3 separate regions of the Homo sapiens genome follow, and regions 2 and 3 are each linked to region 1. A link is a loop called in an ENCODE intact Hi-C map of the cell type or tissue named here. Cell type or tissue: heart right ventricle. All regions are shown on one strand. Each heading gives the region's core, and the rest is flanking DNA. Links, peaks and the distances in the headings are about the cores only. Region 1 has its middle 43 kb from the start of LINC00326. Region 2 has its middle 24 kb from the start of LINC00326. Region 3 has its middle 31 kb from the start of LINC00326.

Region 1 (5,616 bases), core at 269-5,268:
TGAGTACTTTACTGTATGTGATATTTCATTTACAGAGCTTACAAAAATAAAATGAAGGAACATTCTATAAGACAACTAACCTGGAGTTTTTAAAAAGGCAACATTAAAAAAAACACATGCAAAAAAGCACAACCCACAAAGACCAACCAAATGCAATTAATGCATCTTGACTAGATTGCGGATTAGGGGAAAAATAACTATAAAAACCTATTGGGCTCAAGTGGGGATATATGAATATGAAAGAAATCATAGATTATATCACAAAATTATTGCTAATTTTCTTAGGTGTGATTATTATTGTATGGTTCTTAGGAAATGCTGTATGTTGTATGGTACTTAGTGATAAAGTGTCAGGATGTCTGCCACTTATTTTTAAATGGTCCAGAAAAAACTGTATGGGTATGTCTGTTTGTGTGAGAGAGAGTTCAAGAGTATGTGTAAGAAGAATATGTGAATGTGATTTTGCACGCAAGTGTGAGCGTGTGAGTGTGTGTGGTAATGTGTGAGTGTGTGAGCATGACCCTGTGTGTGAACATGGATGAGAACGTGTGAGTGTGTTGAGTGTGTATGTGAGTGTGCCTGAGAGAACAAACTACAGCAGAGACAAAATTTGAACAAGTGTTAAATTCAGGTGTAGAGTACCTTCTACTTTTCTTTCAATATTTTTGTATTTAAAAAAAAGTTTCCAAATAAAAGGGGGACTTTAAAAGAAAACTAAGGCAGAAAAAGTAAAAAAAAAAAAAAAAAAAATGATCACTTGACCCAAATCTCAGGCCTTGAGCTTCCCGCTGAACTGCTCTGAGGCCCGAGGTGAAACTGAGAGCTGCGGAAGAATGTGGAAATAATGGGCCCAAGCCGCCGGATGAGTTATATTCTTCACACACAGGGCTCCTGAACACTCACCGTCCTCAATTTTATTTTTATATGGCACACATTTAGAAAATTTAGGAGCGTCCTGGAAAGTTGTAACAGCTGGTCTGCGAGTGTTGGGCCCCGGGGCTGGGGCTGGTTGAATGTCTGAGGAATTCGGAGGCCTCTGAGAGAAGCATGTTTCAGAGAAAGGCCCTAAACTGCCTGGGAGCCCACAGTGTGAGAAACAAGCCACTGGACGGGCCCTGACAGATGTTATGAAAGGGTGGTGTTAAGTGCCTTTTTCAGGATATTAAACCAGCATCCTAACTGGCAAAAAATGAATTGTCACTGACATTATGTCGGCCCAGCAGAGACCCTCTCTGCTACTTTCTGTGATCTGGGAACCATTATACACAGGCGATCGATAATGCTCCTGGGCTGGAATCTAAATAATGATTTCTAATAAAACCTACTTTAGACTGTTCGGGCCAGAGGATAGAGACAAGTCACAAAACATAATTGTCCTTACAGCCGCCCTCCCTCCCTTTCTCTCTTTTTTAAAGACCTGAATAATAGAAGAGAGATCTGGCGATAACACATTTAAAAAAAAAAAAAAAAAGCCTTTTGGTCCTGGCCAATCTGCTTAGCTAATGGCTGTAAACCGACACCCCTAATGAAATAAAAATGTCTCAGTTCAAGTGCATAGCTGCACAATTGTTAACAACACTGAACTCTGGCTACAATCCTGGTGATGGGTACTAAGTAACACACTGACAATTTCCCATGGCTTCCTCCCTGGCCCCTGCCTGTTGAAAAGCAAATAAAAGAATCCTGCCCAAAATTCAGGGACAGTAGCATCAGGGGTTTTGGTCAGTGAAACAGCAGGCTTTATCATTTTTATCTCTTTTCTCTGCTTGTGCAAGCGGACTGATTATTTTTCATTTCAAATCCCAAGGCCCATGGCTGATCATTGGCAAGGAGTGTTCTGTCTTGCCCGGTGCTTTTTTTAAAAGGCGCAGATGAGTTAGAGACACAGAGAAGTGTACATCCTTCAGCCTTTCCCGGCCCCTCCTTCTGCCCTTGGCCTCCTAGTGTTGCCCAGCTCCTCTGAGCCCTGTCCAAATGTGCTAAGACTGGAGGGCTGTGGTTAAAATGGGTTCCCCTGGCTCTCCTGCACAGCTTGCAGTTGTCTGATTTCAATCAGTGGCAGTTCCCTCCACATGTCCAACCATCAATCTTCCAGCGCCCCTGGATGAGTGAGGCACAACACGGGGCATGTTCCAGTTAAAAAATAGCCTTTGCCACAGCTTTCCCTCCTCAGCCACCGATAAGTATGCCTTTGATATTTTTATTAAAAAAGAAAGAAAACCCATTGGGGAATATGTTTCATTTCTTAGAGCCCAGACCAAAGCCCCCGAAGTTGAAGAGGATTGAGGTCTGTTGAGAGCGAAAACAGAGAAGAGGGCTGAGTTCTACCTTTGAAATTCCAGAGTTTTGCCAGGTAGAAAAGGCCCACTCTCCAAAAAACAGAATCTTTGCAGTCTCTTAAAGGATTTCCCATGATATTGATGGGCCTCAGCATTTTTCCACAAGCAGCAAACCAACATCACAATCTGCTGCCTCTAACCAGGAATGTGCAACATGATTTTGAAGGACATAAAATTTGGAAATAAATTGTGGTCCCCACGGTTTTAGCTTTTCTTCTTCATATGCACTGATGGATTTTATAGCACCTCAGATAGACTCACTCTGTCTCCTGTGTCATTGCACACCCAGTGGCAGGAAGGCAGAGAGGGTGGTGGTTGGGAGCATGTGGGAGGTGGGGACGTGTCTCTCCAAAGCAGGGCTCTCCTGGCTGGGCTCCTGGAGATGCCTGCCCACTTAGTCACTCCAGGAGACTGCACAGTAAACATTCTGTAGCCAGGTTCTGGTGCCTGTTTTAAAACAGGCTGTTCCAATTCACTTATGCTCAAGGGGCCCACCTACCTTCCTGGCAGAGTTACCAGAGAACTCTCTGGAGGTGCAGGGATGTAGACACTACAATCTCTGCACCTTTTGTTAATCTTTAAAGCTAAGGAGAGTCTGGCCTGGGTGAAGTTTATTCCAATCAGATTTTTAAATGAGGTCACTTGTCCATTGCTGGGAGGGACTTTTAAGTTATCAAGTCTTGTACCTGGCAACCTAAAAAAGGAACTTAAAGTTAAAAAGGGCCTATCTGCATCCCACCCCATCATGCCTGATATTCTTTGGGAGCTGCAAAGTCATCTGCTGTCCTTCTGGTGTATAAGGCCTTTTACTAGTGGCTCCAGTGCCAAAAACCTATAAAGGAACGTTGGGGAGCTAAGGAGGGAGTGTTTCTAAGTGGTATGGTGTGGTAATTTGGGATGAACAAATCTGTGGGTCAGGGAGGCAATTCTATTTTGGAAAACCTTAGAATTAGAAATAACAGAAAAGAACCTGGAATTTGAAGAAGCTGCCAGAACTTGTTCTAGGCATCTGGTACTGTGTATGCTTGGGATAAGGTTTCAGGAACATGGCTACCCTTCTGCCATGTATGGGTCCACAGACAATATTTGCAGAAGGTGGCATCCCCAAGATCTGAAGAAATGACTCATGTTAGAATGGGGGAAAGCGAGTCCTATCAGTTCCAAAAGGGGCATGAAGGAAGCAACATTTTCAGCAAGTACAGTTTTCATGGACAGACTGAATCCTGTGGCTTCCCCTAGTTGCTAGCTTGCCAGATTTTACAAAATTTTACTAGCTCTTAAATTTTAAGCTGTTGAATTGTATTATATTTTATTATTTATTTTATTTTATTTCATTCTGAGACAGGGTCTCACTCTGTCACCCAGGCTGGAGTGCCTTGATGCAATCATAGCTCACTGCAGCCTTGACCTCGTAGGCTCTAGTGATGCTCCCACTTCAGCCTCCAGAGTAGCTGGGACTACAGGCATGCACCACCATGCCTGGTTAATTTGTGTATTTTTATTTTCACAGAGATGGGGTCTCCCTATATTGCCCAGGCTGGTCTCGAACTTCTGAGCTCAGGCAATCTGCCCACTTCAGCCTCCCAAAGTGCTGAGATTACAGGCATGAGCCACTGCACCCAGCCTAAATTGCTGAAAGAATGAATGAACACAATTGTTGTTTGTGTTGATATTGATGATTGTGATGCCTGTGGTTTATGACATAACAACTAGACTAGAATAAAAAATGATTCATTCACTCAACAGATATTTTTGGAGAGGCTACCATGTGTTAAACACAGGTCTTAGAGGCAGAGATACAATAGAGAAGATATAGCACTGGCACTTCATGTAGTTTACATGCTAGAGGAGGAGACATACAAGTAACTAAATGGAAAAGGAAAACATACTTTGTTAGATACCGACTGATAAATACTACTACAGGTGGTTAGGGATGGCCCTTCTGAAAAGAGTTATTTGAATAGAGAACTGAATGATGAGAAGGAATAAGCCATAGAAGCACCTTGGAGAAGAATGTTCCATGCAGAGAAACCAGCCTGCATGAACACCCATGATAGGATGACCAGCTATTCAGTTTACCTGGGACTGAGAAGGTTGCCAGGACACAGGATTTTAAATGCTAAAAGCAGGAAAGTTCTGGGCAAACTAGGAGGAGTTGGTGCGTGGCTGCACATGCCAAATGAAAGGCCGTGAGAGAGGATGGGTAGGAGAGGTAGGTAGGGTGAGGTCCTGTGGGTCCCTGGAGACCATGGCCTGGAGTTATTTTATTCTGAGTTTGATGAGCGGCTGTTGTACGATATCTGTGGGTTTCAGGCACTTATTCTTGAAAAGGTTTCTACTGCATAAATGCAGTGACACTTGAATAATTTATTTTTCAATGTGAATGGATATGGGGTTAGATTAGTAAGGTTCTCATGTGTGCTTTCAATTCTGTGGAATTTTGGGAATGTGAAAAATATAACAAACTTACAGTTAGAATGGCCAGTTTTGTAGTTTGCTGAAGTTGCTACACATGTTCCAGTGAAAGAATGGGAGCAAATGGCAGGGAGATGGCCTTGATGTAAAGATGTTAATATTGCAGGCCTTCATTTATCAGTGGATCAAAGGAGAGAAGATTCATTTTCTTGGAAATTGAATTTATTTTGGGGAAAAGTTGGGTAAGGTTGCATCCCATTGCAGAGACTTTATCTGTGTAAGTTTGATAATGAGGGGGATTGTGTTGTAAATTTTGTAGGGTGGCAGGAAACATCAGGCATTTATCTTGGCATTGAGTTTCTTGGGCTATGTGGTAATCTGTATTCATTGTATAACTCTTTCTGGTGAACTGGGCAGAAGTAGAGCAGAACATAAATCCAGATGGAAAACAGAATGGAAGGTAACAATTGGAGACACTGTATAGTGTTACTATTGAAGAATATTCTTATCCTGTATTGACCCCTAGCAGAAGCTTCTGGAGGCAACATCAAACAGGCCTTCATAAAAGGCCGTGGGAGACTGAACTGATCGGCTCATTGTTCCCATGTGGCTACATAGTGGCCAAAGACTAGCAGAACAGCCTCACAATGGTGCTGACAGGATGTCTCTGACACTCTGCTAAGCTTGTTTCTCAAGGGGACAGCCCATCTCTAGTGTGAGTCATTAATCCATGTTCCCATCATCTCTTAAATGAATGCAAGAACATTCTCCTAATTGGCCTCCCAAGTTCTATTCTTGCTCTCCTGAAATCTGTTCTCAGCAAAACCATCAGAGTGATCTTTTAAAAGCAAATACATTCATA
Region 2 (5,616 bases), core at 422-5,421, 67 kb after region 1:
GCTGCCCCATAGTTACTCTTTTCTATGTATACATAGATTGTTTCCTCAAGACTGGGGACAAGTATAATGCACTACACTTTTTTTCTCTTAAATGACCTTCAATTCCTATTATTGAATATTTCACATAATAAGTGGGCAATAAATATGTTGGCTGATTCGTTTAGTAACTTGTATATACTAAATACTTAGATAATCACCAGGAAGAAATGCTTAAAGAACAAAAAAGTCCATAATCTTTGTTCCTAGACAATTTAAAATCAAACTTTATGGAGTAAATAAATGAGAATTGTTTAAATAAAGTATGTAAACTATCTAAAAGCATAAATATCACAGTGTATGTCAAGAACTTTGTCATTATAATAGGGTTTAAATATATGAAATGTAAGCTTTGAACAAATTAGTAGTTGCCCATAAACACCCTTAAAATATTTATAGTTTTAGCTCTTTTCCAAGTTCAAACCAACTTTTAGGAGACACTATGTAAATTAGAAACATTTTCTCACATATCCTTTGCATGTTTTGTGGGAGGTATAATTGTAGCAAATATGGGAAATATTCTATTTTATTTTGAAAGCAACCTTCAAAGGAATTTATTAAATGCCAGGGTCAAGATGTGAGTTTCTATTTAACAGACTGAGCTATACGTTAAAAGCAAAAAAAAAAAAAAAAAAAAATCAGATGACTTAACAAAACTAGAGAAATCTAAAAATGAACTAAGGGCTTAACTTCAACTTCCATTTATTCAATTTAAAATATCTGTAAATGTTGCTTATCCTGCCTGGGATAAGGTAAAATATAGATCTTGATCTTTAGCTCAGGAAAAAGGTCTTGCTAAGGAGTCAACATCCCTGGGCTAGGAACTCACGAAATAAAATTTGTATTTTTCAGTACACATATTTACTCTTAAAATAGCATTTTAAAATTACAGAAGTAAGGCCAGTTCATGATAGAGATTTAGAGAAATTTTAAAACATATACAAGAAAAAAAATCAACTCCCTTTCATGGGCATATGATACCAAAAAAAAAAAAAAAAAGAGAGAGAGAGATTGTCTCACTTCAACTCTAAGGGCAAATCAGAGAGGGGTGAATATGTCTGGAGTCTTTGGGATTTTGCTATTGCAGGAAGCCTGAGAGGAAATCCCCAACAAAATAAGCCTGACCCCTAGAAAGACTTAGTTATTGGAAGGGAGCTGCTATTCCAGTCTCAGTGCCACATGGGGTCCAGTGCTAGAAGTGGGCTCTCTGGCCAGTTCTTTATTAAGATCATATGTTGGTCCAACAGAAGGCTGGGGAATCCAGGAAAAGCTATTCCAATAAAACTTAATAAGTCCCTGGGAAATAAAGAAGATGATGCAGGTATTTCCCTAAGAGGAGGTATCACAGAAAGGAAATAAACCATATCTCCATTTTATCCAAAGAGCAATGAGGAGGTATTTGGTATCTGGAGGGAGGTCCTCAGTGCTTCAGCTCAGGTGGGAGAAAATGATGCCCAACAAATACTGGTGGAAGACAATTCTGTCCAACCCAACCCAGGGCAACAGCAGCAGGGGAGGCAAGATCTATAACAAGACTGCAAATGCAAGAAAGATATCCCCTGGTCCATGGATTTGGCAAGGAATGATGTCTTGTTTTAATTAGCATGTCTTTGATGACTAAGGAATGTTTAAAATTATGTACAAGTTTATTGGTCATATACATCTAGTGACTTGCCTGTTCATATCTCTCTTTTTATGCTGTGATGTTCATTCTTTTCGTTTAAAATGGTTTATAATCTGAAGATATTAACAATCTTTCTGCAATATGTTGATCCTATTTTTTACAGTTTGTAATTTGCTTTTTGGTTTTATTTATGTTTCAACCCAAATCTATCAATATTTTCTTTTATTTTCTCTACACTCCACTCCAAGATCAGCAAGACATTTGTCTTTAAGCTATTATATTTCATTCTATAAACCACCTGAATAAAATTTTTTAATATAACAGCCGTCTAACTCCTTTTTTGCATTTTTAAACCAAAGATCTGATTACCATTACTTGGATAATCCGTTACTTCATCACTAATTTGAAATCTCATCTTTATCACATTCATTTTACACATATCATTTATTAACGTATTTATCATCTATCCAATTTATTTATGCTTCCAATGATCTGCTGTAAATTCTAATGCCAGTGCCACACTGCTCTAAGTAATGTGATTTATAATTTATTTTAATATCTGATAATGCAAGTAGGTCTTATTGTTTTTCTTTTAAAAACAATCTTGCCTAGTTTCCTCCATTTATTTTTCCAAATAAATTCTAGAACTAGTGGTCAAATTTCAAAGAAGAGTTATTTTTGTGCATATTGGGTTAAAATTTCATTAAATGTATACATTAATATGGGGAAGAAGCGACAACTATACAGTGTTGAAAATTTCCATCTATATATTATCATATATTCCCTTCTATATAACCCATCTATATATATTATATATTCCCATCTATATATTATTATAATAAATGGAGAGAACAAAATATATCTCTCCATTTATTGTTTTATATATTTTTGAGTAAAGCTTTAGAGCTTTGTTTTCATTAGTTTCTGCATATGTCTTACTAAGTTTATTCCAAATTAGTATATATTTTTGTATATTTTGTATCTCTTCAAAAGAATCTTTTCAATCCATTATATTTTAAGTGGTATTTTTCTGTCATATAGAAAGATAATCATAATTTAAAATAGAATTCTTGATGAATATCTCCTTATACACAGTGTTTCCTCCAAATGCTTTGCAACTGATGACATTTAAGTTTTAGGTAAAGTGAAAAACCCATGGACTTTAGCATGAAACATACCTACCTTTCAATCTTGTTTTGACCATTTCTCACTATGCAAATTTGGTATGTCTAGCATACAGTAGGAAGAAAAATATTAGTTCCTTATTTCTCATCCTGTTCCTCATAGAACAATGACTTGGGAATTTCATTCGTTAGTTACATGAACTAGAAAAAATAATTATTATAAACATATACACATATGGGCTTTACTCATTAATTGCGCAAACATTCACTGACTAAGCACAAACTACCAGGCACAGTGCTAGGCACTGAGGATATGAAGGTGACAATATCTGCCTACTGAAATGTGTGGTAGTCTCAACTACATCTCAAGCCATCAGTGGGTTGACTGTTAGAAATCAGTGGATTTCTCTTCTGGATCTTTAGATAATGTGTCTGATCAATCTATTTCTTTCTCCTGAGCAGGTACTCTCATGTATGACTTTCCCATTTTACCAGCTTAATAAATGGTTCTCAGCCTGAGCAAACTGAAGCAAACTATTGGGCATTCCCATTTTCATTTCTGAAGTGACTGCTCAAATCTTTATTTCATTTTATGCCGATGCCTCGGGAGCTGACCTAGGATAAATGGAAGCTACCAACTGCCAACTGTGCTGTCAGCTGTGTGGCCGGGTCAAAGGTGCTGGCTGAGCTTGCAAATTCTGAAGGTTTGCCAGCAGTGAAGGTATTTGCCTTAGAGGGAAATGATGCCTTGTACATATCTCATCCCACAGTGCTGCTGAATGCGTCCATTTCAGGCAATGCCCAATTTGGAGAAAAGAAGAAGTGCAAAAAAAGATGTTTCTTTGACCTCACCGCAAATACGTAAAACCACCTGCAGATCCACAGCCACTCTAATCTTTGCCTTGGGCACACCCTTTTGCTTTAACAGTAGAGAAGAAACAAGTTTCTGTTCCCTCCGAGTGCTGGGAAGTGGCATGACAGCTGGTTTCCATGAGCAGAGCACATACTCCAACCCTGCAAAGAAAAAACTCCCCACAATGCTCTTTTATCTATTAAACTAAAGGGGGTTTTATTACACTTTTGTACATTCAATACATTTATCTAAATTTTTCTCGCATTGAATTATTGTCAAGAAAAGGCTGTTCTTGCATATATATATGTGTGTGTATATATATATGTACTTGTGATCATGCATAACTTAAATGCTAAATTTCTGATTTTTTTGGAGAGGATAACATTTAGAAAAAAATCTATTGACTAAACAAAAATCATTTGACACATGAGGTCAAACCTTAATTTAGCTGTAGGAATCATTGTCGTATCAATGTGGAAGTAGAAATAGCACTAAAAGAATGTTCTTTTTCTCCTGAAAGATGCACCCTCTGACCCACTTTGTGACACATAGTGAGGAGTTCAGTAACTATAAATGTTACCGATGACTCTTATCCTTGGTTTAACTCTGGGTTCTTCTAAATGCTTATGTAGAGTACAAATTATCTGCTGAAGAGTAGCCAAGGTTGCCAAGTGAACAGCACTGAAGACGTCAGAAGGGAGTGAAGTTTGGAAGTGAAACAGCAGCCTTTAAATAGCCCGACAACACACATCATGAGATGACTTCAGTGGATCTCCCATCACTACGGATTGGCTGTAAAGGAAAAATCCTCTTAAGTGTTTAATCCAGAAGATAACTTTTTATTCAATTACTACCAGTATAATTACTATACTATTGTTCAAGATTTTATTCGTTCTTCCTTTTTTTGTCCACTTTGTCTTTTCTTCCTCTAGAAATTCAGAACCTGAATGATTTCTCATTTGAGTCAATTTTGATCACTGCAATCATTAAATTAGACATAATTTAGAAACTTCTAATGAAAAAAGAACATAATTAAGCCAAATTATCAGAAGTTTTAAGGATTGAAAATATTATCAAACAATTTTTAATAGTATTTTTTCTAATAAAAATTCTGAGACATTGGATGAATTAAGATCTATTGATATGAAAGAATGCTCATGTAACTATGGAAAAGAAATTAACATTTAGTTAGTGTTCTAATATGCCAAGCATTATGCATATTAAACTAAGCATTTTCCATATTTTTTCTCATTTACTCTTTTTTACTGCCTTACAAAATATGTGTTATTGTCCCCAGTCTACAGGGCAGAAAACTGGAAATTCACAAAGATTAAAGTATTCAAGTTTAGAAAGAAACTGTTTTTAAGTGACAGAATCCGGATTAAAATCCAGGTCTGCTGACCCCGAGGCTCTTTCTCTTTCCATTTTATCCCATAGGATTTTCCACTCAGCCAAAAATTGAACTTTAAATTTTTACATATTTTTAAATTTAAATATATTTTTCCTCATTAACAACAAAAAAATGGAAAAGAAGAATTATAATTGGTAACATTGACATCAATTTTTAAAAATATTTGTTTCATGCAATAATAAAAATTGTTTTTCTTTTAATAGTAAATGATTTGAGTGAAAAAGTTATCACCATTGTAAATAAAACATAGCTTAATTGACTTTAATATTGCTAGCAAAATTAAATTTGTACTAGGCTCATAGAATAAATAAAAAGTGCATGCATATTTGCCACATTTAATATAGAATGTTTTTTGTAATTTTCAATCTTTTTTGAGTATACTTGCCAAAGCTGTATTTATTTAAGCTGTACAATGTGGTGATTTGACATAGGTATTCACTGTGAAATGATTGTCAAAGTCAAACTAATGTACATATCCAATCACCAATCACCTCACATAGTTATGATTTTTTGTGTGTGGTGAAAACACTTCAGATCAACTCTCTTAGCAAATTTTAAGTACATGATT
Region 3 (5,616 bases), core at 355-5,354, 74 kb after region 1:
TGTGGTGCTTGACAGTATATATACACCACATTTTCTTTATCCAGTCATTATGCTTTCTCTTGATTTATTTTTGGATTCTTAATGATCAAAAGAAAACAACAAAACAGCTCTTTTCTCTGTCCTCTGTCAACCTAGTCCCTCATTTGTGATTCAACATCCCTAACTTCCAGATATATTTAGTGCTATTGGTTACATTTATATCTAAAAAGGAAACACAAAATCACGGTAAGGTGTAATTTTTTTTTAAAAAAAGAGCTTGTTAATGTGTGAGTGATGGGAATGTATCCAAACGTCTCTCTCCCTCCCTCCGTCCCTCTCTCCCTCCACTTGTGGTTGTTGGTGGTGATGTTTCTTCTGGATAGGCACACAGGTCCCCTCGGATGAGCCAGAGTCTGAACACTGTTGAAAATGGCCCCTTGAAGAACACAAACTCAACAGAAAGTCCCGTCAGAGGATACTCTTTTGCTCACCCAATGGTGTGTGGCCCTGTGGTAAGTTAGAAGTTGAAAGCCAATGTTATTTTTCCTTCTGCCATGAAAATGTGCCTGGAGTAACAGGGAGAACACAATTTCATGTGCTAAATTCTCCTCAATTTTATTCTCTGGAATTATTTCCAAGGAATATACCTCTATGGAAAGTTTACTCTCCAAAGCTGTAGTATTCAATATGGTAGCCATCAGACATAGGAGGCTGCTGACTGCTTAAGATGTGGGTAGTGCAGCTGTGGAACTAAGTTTATTTTACTTTAATTAATTTAAAATTTAAAACTGACATCATGTAAAACATTTCTGTTCAACACATCTATATTGATTTGGCAAGTACACTTGACCCTTAAACAACATGAGAGTTAGGGACACCGACAGCCCAAGCAGTCAAAACTCCAAATAGAGCTTCTGACTCCCCAAATACTTAACTACTAATAGACTGCTATTGACTGGAAGCCTTGCTTATAGTATAAACTGTCAATTAGCACATATTGTGTATATTATATGCATTATATACTGTGCTCCTACAGTAAAGTAAGCTAGAGAAGAGAAAATGTACTAAGAAAATCACAAAGAAAAGAAATATGTTTACTATTCAGTAAGCGGAAATGACCATATAGGTCTTCATCCTTGTCATCTTCACGTTAGGTAGGCTGAGGAAGAGAAGGAGGAAGAGTAGGGGCTGGTTTTGCTCTCTCAAGAGTGCAGAAGAGGAATAAAATCCAGGTATAAGTGAACTTGTGCAGTTCAAGCGCATGTTGTTCAAGGGTCAACCTTGTACAACATTTCACTTTAACTGTTGCATCAAATGTGAGATATTATTTAAATTAAATTTTATTTCTTGCTTTTTTAGTGTGGCTAATAGGAAATTTGAAATTACATATATAGCCCACATTATGTTTGTATTGCACAATGCTATTCTAGAGAAAGTAGGACAAAGATTCTGGTGTCAGACTGAATGGGATCAATGCCCTACTCCTCTACCTACCACCTGTTAAGCTGTGGGGAAATTTACTCAGCTTCTCTGTACCCTGGTTTTCTCATCTGTAAATACGTGTACCTACCTCATAGGGTTATGGGGATTAAATACATTCAGATTTATGAAGTGCTTAAAATCGTGCCTTACATACAGTAAGCACCATCTATACATTTCTAAATTGAGAATAAAAGCAAATTATTCCTCTCTAGAAAAGACAGATCAAAATTCTTCCAACGGATACTCAGTGAGAGCAAAGTTACCACAGTTAATCTAATGATATAAACTAAATATCTGTAATACATGAAGAATTTGAATAGATAGTTTTTTTTATTAAGTCCCCCAAAATGACACTTATGATACGGACCAACCAAAACACACATTCTTATGAAAGCGTAGCACTACCTTGAAATTTATTTTAAAACTCTTTACCAAAGGCAAGTGTAGACCTGGAGATACTGTTCTTGTTCCTGTGGTGTGCTCCTCTCTCTTTGGGGATTACTGAAACTGTCAGAGCACAGAACTCTGCTTAGATATCACTTGCTGTAAATGACAATCAACCACAAACACTTAATAGGTAGAAATATTTGTGTGTCTCTTTTAGTATTATAAGCAATTACGTCACTTAGATATAATTAAACTATCTAAAAAAAGTCAGTTAAAATTGTGATTCTTCTGTCAGTATATTTATTAAAATACACATAAAAGGTTAGTCAAAAAATAAAGTATAAATAAAACATTATTTTATAATTTTTTGTAGACAGAGGAAAATAGACAAATGTCATCTATAAAAACACACTCATTCAAGATCCTTTTCAGCAGTTAAACTAGACATCTTATATATTAATTTAGTACCATAAATCAGAATTAATATCCTTAATTGATTAGTCAGACATACTGAATACCTGCTATGTGGCTCTGCAAAATGAGACAAAATCCCTGTGCTCAAAACACTTAAATCTTTTGTAGATTTAAGTAAAATTAAGGCAAAAGTCAGCAATTTATTATTGTAGGGCTTTTTGCCAAACATAAGGAACATAAGGTCCATTTTGAGTGGTCTACCATTTTAAATATATTCACATTCTTTGCATTTCATTTTTTTGGGCAAGAGTTGAAAAATGTAATTTCTAATTTGAGAGAGTAGTTCTTTCCATGTTTCATCTAGCTGCCTTTATTTAGTGTGGCTATAGGTAAACAACTGTGGTCAATATTCTATAAAATACTCTTATGTTTCCCTAGAGGATAAACACACATACACACACACACACACACACGCACACACACATGCACGCACACAAGCACACATGCACACACATACACACACATGAACATGAACAATCACACAGATCCTCTGGAAAGTGAAGACAACCCCCCACCATCATCACCACCAAATAAAGCTAGGGAAATCCAAAAAGTAATGTGTTGAGCAAAATTAGGAAGATATTGTGCTTGTCATGCTACTTTCAGAGTGTAGCACTACCCTCACCTCCCCCTTGTCTGTGAAACACATCTGTGATTTCTTTACTAACCATTTTCCAGCCTCTTTCATAAAATAACGGTTGTGTTCTGGTGTTTTTCATTTTGAACACTTAGAGCATGTCTCCCATCTCATCCACTACCACATTGTTAAATCTAAAGTAGAAAGAGAGAGTGATCACTTCGGTGACACCAGTTGGCAGCAGAAAATGTGTTGTTTTCAATTACTGTGTATAAGAGCTCAGCCAACAGGAAGGCAACCTCTTAGGATGATGTGCCTAGAGAAAGAACCACCACAAATGTAGCTTGAAAATGGCAACTCCAACATTAAGCCTTATGAAGGGATTCTCAAAAGCAACACTAGTTAAGCCTGCAAGACTCTTTACATGGTTTTGCCCACTCACATGAAGGAAAATTATTTGCCCTCTAGACCAAATGACACAGGCAGACACAGCCTGCATCCCTATGGAGTGGTGTTTGAAAAAGAAGTTCATTTGCCCACCTTTTGCTCCAAAAGGTTGTCTGCTCCCTGCAATAGTAAAAGTTAACACAATACAGAAGTCTTGCAAATATAAAGGATTTGCAATTAACACTCTACATCAATTCTGATTTTCCATATTTTTTAGTAGGACCAGGTTTGCTAATAAATTGCCAGCTGTTAAAATCACTAAGCCTATTTTCATCACAACCACCACATAACAGGACCCCTGCAAATACCTGAGGCCTGCTTTTCTCTCCTTATACACTTATATATTGTTTTAGATGAAACATACCCTCCACCAGCATTTCTGGGGCTTCGTCGTTAATGACTTAAAATACAGTTACAAGGTTTGGGTGGTAAGTTGGCAGATCTTCAGGCAGCGTGGCATCTGAGCTGATCTTTCGCCCTTCTAAGGCTTGGGATTATTTCAAAAGAGAAAAAAACAGAGCAATAGTCAAAAGACAGGAAAGCCCCCCCCACCCAAAACTTTAACCAATCACTGCCTTGCCGAAAAATAGAGATTTTCAAAATGATGCTGCATCAGAAGGCAGGGTGAGAAAAGGGGCACAAGAGTAATTAATTAGAAAAAAGAAACTGAAGAAAAATAAAAGTAGTTCCCTCTCGATCAAATTATACACAACTCTGTTAAAATTAAGGAAGATGTAAAGTTTAGATTTTGAATTATGATCAATAATATCCACCCTTAATAAGAATCATAGATTTTCTGTCTTCCCTTCTTCCCACCAACCCCCTCCAAGAAAAAGTAAACAATTTATTAGAGGAGGCTTGTAAAAAATAATATTATATAAAGATTTTGACTATTTGGAGGAGATTTAGTGAAAATCACGTGCTAACAGGTCTAACTTCTCAATAGCAATGAGCTTGGCCCCTGAGAAAACATTATTTTCATCACGCCACTGCTTGAGTTATAATGCTGGTTTTGACAAGCTGCGTTCCTGGTAAAATGTTATTGTTGGCAAATGCGGACTGCAGGAGACAGCTTTGGGAGGCTCCCTCCTGAGTGGAGATGTGCAAATTGACTACTGCACCTGTGGGAGATTCAGGTACCTCTGACCCAGATTCGCTCTGTTTTCTAGCACCCTGTCCCTTTGTTCTGTAATGAGAGCCAAATGTTCCCTTTCTCCAGTCCCTCCGGCCCTGTAATGTGATGCCCAAATCAGCCTCACATGGGCCCCCTCACCCTTCCCCAGTCCCTGGCTCTGTTGCTACCATTGCTCTGAAATTGAAAAGGGGTTTAAAAGCCTGCAGTTCTCCCTGGTGACATGCTAACCCTCTTTGCTCCTGGCACGCTGATACAGCTCTGCCCTTCTGACTTTTTTTCACAGTGATCCAGAGGGCTAGCAGGTCAGTTATGGAAGCCAAATTTTTTTTGGTTTGTTTTGGTGGGAGAGTCCTCATACTTTTCAGCAGGAGAGACTCCTCTCTCTGCCAAATGCAAAGTCCAGTGAATTTTGTTATGCTATATAGGACTCAGAGCAGGAAATGCCTATGCGTAACTTAAATCATAGATGGTGCAGTTTAAATCCATGTTTTTCTGGCTGTTTCCTCCCCTACCCCAGCTCAGGAAAGACATGGGGAACGAAGTGAAGTCCTTGCATTGTGCCAAAGCAGCTGTGCTGTGCTCCAACTTCCATCTGAAAATGTCAGTATATGGCCTGGTTTGATTTAGAAAGTTTATCCTTTACCTAAGCCTGTCTGACCAGAAGCCAGTGCCCACACAGAGCTCAATCAACCACACTTCTGCTCAAGCAGGAATCTGCCCCCAAATCAAAGCAAGTCTTGGGAATGTTTCAGAAAAGAGTGTAAGGAGGCATTAGGGGACCCCTGTTAGAAATTCCTAATACTGTCCCTCCTACCTTCAACTAGCCTTCAGTCTGACTGAATACGATGGACCTAGAACATTCAAGAAGGCCTTTCCTTTTATCACTTTGGTCTCAAATTTGTTAAATAAGGCCTTGCATTTCTAGGCCTCCCCATCTTCCATTTCTGTGGACCCCCATATAAATTGTATTATTGCTGTAATGTCACATGTTTTTCGGAGATCACCTTTCTGCCAGGGCAGAGTTAGACTAGAGTTGAAGAAGCCAATTTAGGTTTAGTATTCCAGGCAAAAAGTTTTAAGGCGGTGAGAGTAAAGAGGAAGAGTCAAATTCAAGAGCTATTTGGAAAGGAGATTT

What was found. A loop is a pair of places that touch in the nucleus more often than their neighbours do. Peaks named below come from ENCODE experiments on the same cell type or tissue, not always from the same donor. Only the 100,000 strongest peaks of a DNase experiment are listed, where the experiment ranks them.
Region 2: a loop joins it to region 1, with 9 times the contacts of the local background. A loop is called at or near these places in 14 of 110 quality-filtered maps.
Region 3: a loop joins it to region 1, with 3 times the contacts of the local background. A loop is called at or near these places in 15 of 110 quality-filtered maps.

What each region holds. Positions count from the first base shown.
Region 1 is chr6:133,128,180-133,133,795 of GRCh38, reverse strand. No RefSeq gene overlaps it. Among named protein-coding and RNA genes, the nearest start is that of LINC00326, 43 kb to the right of the region's middle. In heart right ventricle, for the core only: a CTCF peak has its summit at 2,620; a DNase peak (open chromatin) is centred at 2,715; H3K27ac peaks cover 2,402 bases.
Region 2 is chr6:133,060,979-133,066,594 of GRCh38, reverse strand. No RefSeq gene overlaps it. Among named protein-coding and RNA genes, the nearest start is that of LINC00326, 24 kb to the left of the region's middle. In heart right ventricle, for the core only: no CTCF peak of the experiment used is centred there; a DNase peak (open chromatin) is centred at 3,472; H3K27ac peaks cover 1,805 bases.
Region 3 is chr6:133,054,712-133,060,327 of GRCh38, reverse strand. No RefSeq gene overlaps it. Among named protein-coding and RNA genes, the nearest start is that of LINC00326, 31 kb to the left of the region's middle. In heart right ventricle, for the core only: no CTCF peak of the experiment used is centred there; no DNase peak of the experiment used is centred there; H3K27ac peaks cover 639 bases.